Linked DNA regions of Mus musculus: region 1 is linked to region 2. A link is a loop called in an ENCODE intact Hi-C map of the cell type or tissue named here. Cell type or tissue: heart. All regions are shown on one strand. Links, peaks and the distances in the headings refer to the core of each region. The heading gives the core; the rest is flanking DNA.

Region 1 (2,807 bases), core at 253-2,752, 80 kb after region 2:
CAGGCACCCCAAACCCCTGGGCAGTCTTCCTTAGAGTTTTCATTTCTGTTCTCCTGTTGAATGGCACAGCTAGGAATGCTTTCTCGTGTATGTCTTGTATTAGTGCTGTTTTTTAGTAAGCTGCTTATTCTAGGCCCCTGCCTGTTTGTTCCCTATTGAAATAACTTGGCATCTTTGTCAAATTAAGTAGCTGACTTCAGTTCTTTTCCACTGACCTTTATCCTGTTTTACACCAGGACTATACTGGCTTGATTCATGTGGCTCTTAAAGTCATGTGCATGATTTTAGGGATATAACTATTAGAGTTTCTGATTTACAAATGTCCTTTCTCTGTATGAACCTTTAATTTCAGTATTTTTTTTTAGTTCCATGGTGTAAATATTATCCATCTTTTACATTTTTCCCTAACCAAATGTCTTGCTGTTACTGTAAATGCTATAGCTTTTACTTTCAGTTTTAGTGTCTACGTATCTTTGCCAATACATAAAACTAATACTGACTTGGGCGTCTGCCTCACAACACTCGGGCACTTATTCTAGTAGCATGCTTGTTGTTTAGAATCTTTGTAGACAGTTAGGTCATCTTTGAGTCGATTCACCACTTCTTCCGGTTGCATGTATTGTTTCTTTTCTGTTTGGTGCACTGAGTAGCCCTCCAGAGCAGTGCTGGATACACGTAGCACGGTGGCTGTTCTTCGGTCTTATTCTTGATTTCAGATTAGTGCACTTAGTCTTCTTATCCTTGGGAATGATGTTGACTGACTATATAGAGTTGTTTTGTGTTTTAAGAATGTCTTATCAGGTTGAGGATTTTTTTTTTTCTGTTAGTGTTCTGATCATTTATTTTAGTAGGTATCAGTTTTTACCAAGTTGTCTTCCCCTTTTGGTTTTCCTCAGTTTGAGGGTTAGTAGACCTAAACTGAATTTTTTAATTGTTTATTTTCTTGAGACTATACTGTATTTACATCATTTCTTTCTTCCCTTTCCTCCCTCCACCAATTGCTGTTACGTACATATTTTTTGCAACACTACGATAGAGTTCTTAGAATTAACCCGCTTGTTCACGATATGCTTATCTTCCACATGGATTGCCTAAGTCAGGTTACCAAAAATTCTGCTAGTGATTCTGCACCATTCCTAAGAGTGACCAATGCTTTTCTGCCTTTATCTGGTTTTGATGTTGGCGGCTCAGAAAACAAGCTGTGACCTGTTGTTTATTTGTCTGTTTCCTAAAAGTGTTTGCGTAAGATCTGTGTTGCGGCTCCCTTAAGTGTTTGTGGGATTCACCAGAAAGCTCCTGGCCTGGGGTTCCCCTTGAAGCAAAGTTCTAAACCACAAATTCAGTGGCTTGAATGAATACTGAAGTTATTTATGTCATTGTGAGCAGATTTGATCATTTCTTTAGAGTTAGTGAACTCAACACAGAAGTTGTTTATAGTCAGTCTTTAATATCCTTCCTGTGTGTAGACCCTGTGGTTTCCCTCTTAGACTTGTGGTACCACTGTGTAGCTCGGGTAGCTTGTAACCTTCCTCATCAGAGCAGCTACGGTTTGCTGATACTATTGACTAGCTTTTCTAACTGTTGAAACTAGCTGTTTTCCTGCTTTCTGAATCACTCATTTCTGTCCATTCTAGGGTTTTGTTTTGTTGGAGATTTTGAATTAATGTACTGTCTTGATTTTTTCCCCTTTATTGGAAATATATTTTTCTCTTACATAATATATTCTAATTACAATATCTCTTCCTCACCTCCCCTCTAGATCCACCCCCTTCCTGTCTCATAGAAAACAAACTGGCCCGTCCTCTGGTGGTAGCCTTTAATCCCAGCATTAATGAGGTAGAGGCAGGTGCATCTCTGAGCTCAAGGCCTACAGAGTGAGTTCCAGGACAATCAAGTATTGAAAAAAGAAACAAAAATATTTTAAAAAATGTTCCTACATGATAATAATAAGATACAACAAAAACTAACACACTGGATGGAATAGGCCAAAACAAACAGAAGGGGAAGAGCCCAAGAGAAAATACAAGAATATAGACATACAAACCCATCATCTGCACATTCCAAAACCCTATGAAAACACTAAACTAGAAATCATAACATATAGCCAGAAGACCTGTAGGGTAAAAAAAGAGGAAAAAATACATATAAATAAAATAAAAAATAATAAAACAAATTTTAATGGAAAAATTTGTGAATTCCGCTATGAGACAAGGGAACCTCGAAAAATGCTATTTGTGCACATTTTCTGCTGGCCATCTGCTGCTGGACATGCAACCCACCTTTAAGAGTGGTCTTTTTCCCCAGTGAGACTTCCTTGGAGGAAGCTAAATTTTCATTTGCAAATGGTTATCAATTAGAGATAGCTTCTAGGATGGATGCATGTGCCTGCTTCATTTAGCTCTAGGACCCCATTTGGTACAGACCTGTGAAGGCCTTGTGCATCCTGCCCCAGTCTCTGTGAGAGCATTTGTATGCCAGCACTGTTGTATCTAGAAAGCCTTGATATTTTGGTATCGTCCCCTCTGTCTCTTACACACTCTTCAAGTTCCCTGAACCCTTATGTGAGGAATCTGATGGAGACATCTTTTTTGGAGCTGAGTGTTCTAAGCGCTCTTACTCCCTGTTTCATGTCTGGCTGTGGGTCTCTGTATTAGTCCCAATTTGCTACAAGAGGAACCCTCTCTGATGATGGCTGGATTAGACACTTATCTATGAGTATAGCAGAATATCATTAGGAGCCATGTTGTTGTTACTGTTTGATTGTTTGTTTGTTTGTTTCAAGACAAGGTTTTACTGTGTAGCCCTCG
Region 2 (2,807 bases), core at 265-2,764:
AGTCTCCGAAGAAGAGATGGCCCAGGGTGGGATGTGTTCCACTTTTAGCTTAACAGGAAATGAAGTAATTTTTGGGTCATAGTTCAGTACTTTTGTTTATTTGTAGCAGTTTTGCGTTTCCATGGGTGCAGATGCTTTAGACAGTGATAAAATGCTTGCAGGGAAAGAAGCCTGCAGGGAGGCTCTCCCAACCTCAGGCACACGTACTTTTGACCCACAGGGCCTAGGATTTACTGAGTTTAAGAAGACTGTTAACCTTAGATAACTTGCTTCTTACCTGGGTGCTTCTGGGTGCTTTTTGTTTAAGTCTTTTCTCCTGTTGTTTTTATTTTTATTTTTATTTTTTCAGTTCTGCAGTGCTAATAAAGTTGTTAGTTGTCCTACAGGCTTGCTGGCTTGTGAAACACTTTGTCAAGATTTAGTGATCTATTTTTCTGTGTGATACTTAAACAACAGTAGTGTTTTGAGTATAACTACCAGTTCCTGGTGCCTGTTTGCCATGTGCTTTGTGTGGTGCCTGCTGATATTTTCAATACTTCTGTAAGGTTGATGGTATCATTTTATGGTCAGAGAAAGGCTTCAAGGCTGGGTGTGTGTTAGGATGACCACACCTTTCTGCAAGAGAACTTGGCACACAAATCTACTGTTTCCTTCATTATTCCCTGTAGATTACTTGGTGGGTAACAGATCCTTCAGACCTCATACTTATGTTCTGTTTTCATTGTAAACAAAATTGACACTGCAGGGTCCTAAAATGCACTTAAACTTAGGACTTTCTCCCCTCAACAGTTTCTGGGAATTTTGTTTCTTTCTGAATCCTATAGGATAGCTTCTTTTAGAAATTGAGTAAAATTTCAGTACTTTTCCTTTAAAAAAGAAATAGCTCTGCTTATGTTCCTCTTGTTACCAGGAAATTGAGTGGAAACAAAAACACCATGGAAACTAGTTGAAAATTGTTGCTATTGCACTTCCCTACTACAACTTCTGTTTTTATTGTATTAAATTTGCTATAATTTCCCATCCTGTCTTTGTACTGTAGCTTTAGACTAAGGCAGACATAAGATTAATATTCCTCCTCCTCCAGCCGTAATCTGTCTAGAGCAAGCTTACAGTGAGTCTTACCTGTGCTTCTACACTGAGACCAGTTTTATTCCTAGATGTATATTACACAACCCTTAGTTTTAAACAATGGTAACCCCTTTATTTTTCATTTTATTTGAAAAGACACAGGGACTAAAAACTAATCTTGAGCTTGATAGTGATACTCTGCCAATCTTGAGTGTTTTGGCCACACGGTAGGTACTTAGTACTTTTTTTAGAGTTGTCTTTTATTTTATATATTTGCTTGTTTTGCCTGCATATATATATGTGTACCACTTATGTGCATATGGAGGTATCTTAGTTACTTTTCAGTTCTGTAAGAGTACCATGACCAAGACAAACTTAGAGAAGAAAGATTTTATTTGGGGCTTACCGTTTCAGAGGCTGAGTCTGAGTCTGTGATTATCATGAAGGGAGGCATGGGAGCAGGCAGGTAAGCATGGTGCTGAAGTAGTAGCAGAGAACTCACATTTTGATCCACAAGGAGGAGGCAGAGAGAGCTGACTGGCAATGCCATGGGTTTTTGAAACCTCAAAGCCACCCCAGTGACACGCATCCTCCAATAAGGCCACATTTTCTAAATCTTTCTCAAACAGTTCCACCAACTGAAGACCACTTATTCAATCATATGAGCTTATGTGGACCTTTCTCATTCAAACCACCACATTTCACTTTCTGGCCTTAATATGCTTCTAACTATATCATAAAGCAAAATGCACTATAAGTCCACAGAATTTTTCACAGTGTCACTATCATTTCAAAATCTAAAGTCTCTTCTGAAACTCAAGGCAGACGCAGTGTGGGTACATACACACTACCACCATGACCACCACGACCATCATCCCAAAAGCTGAGCACGGTGGCACAGTGAGGAAAAAGTGGACCAAAGCAAGACTGAAACGCAAAAGGGCAAACTCTTAAATCCTTGTAGTTTAGTCTCTGATGTCAAGGGTGGCATCCACCCTTCCAGCTTTATTGTCTGTAACACACTTCTCTCAGGGTGGTTCTACTTCCTGTATGCAACTTTTCCTGGCAGGCATCCCGTGGCTCTGGCACTTCCAACATCCTGACATCTTTGATGTAATTCAGGCTTCATTTTCCTAGCTCCATTCAGCGGTCTCTTAGGGTCTCCATACAGGACCTCCCTTGCCAGATGCCTAAGTCTTTGGGGGCCTTCCTTCACGGTGGAAGAACATCCCACAGATCTTTTACTCCTGTCTTCGTCTTGACTCTAAAGCTATGGCTAATGTTCCCAAGTTTGTCTGCCTGCTTGGGATGGAACCTAGATGCCTCTTAGAGTTACATTTGTTGTTGCTTTTAAGGAACAGGTAATGTTTTATGCCTTTTCTTGTTTCACGTTGGAAGCTTAGCTGGGACCCAGTCTTGCTTCAAGCGAACCCCTCTCTTTATTCCATTTCATGGCAGGCCTTTCCTTATCTTTTCAGCATAAGCCTTGGTTCCAACAATACATTTCCTAGTGCCCCTTTCTTCTTGGAATGCATATTTTGTATTTTCTTTTTTTTTTTTTTTTTTTTTTTTTTTTTTGGTTTTTCGAGTCAGGGTTTCTCTGTAGCCCTGGCTGTCCTCGAACTCACTTTGTAGACCAGGCTGGCCTCAAAAGCAGAAATCCGCCTGCCTCTGCCTCTGCCTCCCAAGTGCTAGGCGTGCGCCACCACGCCCGGTGCTATTTTGTATTTCTTTTTGTC

The links. A loop is a pair of places that touch in the nucleus more often than their neighbours do. Peaks named below come from ENCODE experiments on the same cell type or tissue, not always from the same donor. Only the 100,000 strongest peaks of a DNase experiment are listed, where the experiment ranks them.
Region 1: a loop joins it to region 2, with 2.1 times the contacts of the local background. A loop is called at or near these places in 2 of 42 quality-filtered maps.

Annotation. Positions count from the first base shown.
Region 1 is chr7:75,655,303-75,658,109 of GRCm38, forward strand. The region is part of intron 8 of Akap13 (A kinase (PRKA) anchor protein 13); the gene reads left to right. Among named protein-coding and RNA genes, the nearest start is that of AU020206, 130 kb to the right of the region's middle. In heart, for the core only: a CTCF peak has its summit at 1,816; no DNase peak of the experiment used is centred there.
Region 2 is chr7:75,575,432-75,578,238 of GRCm38, forward strand. The region is part of intron 3 of Akap13 (A kinase (PRKA) anchor protein 13); the gene reads left to right. Among named protein-coding and RNA genes, the nearest start is that of Akap13, 120 kb to the left of the region's middle. In heart, for the core only: a CTCF peak has its summit at 1,602; no DNase peak of the experiment used is centred there; H3K27ac peaks cover 470 bases.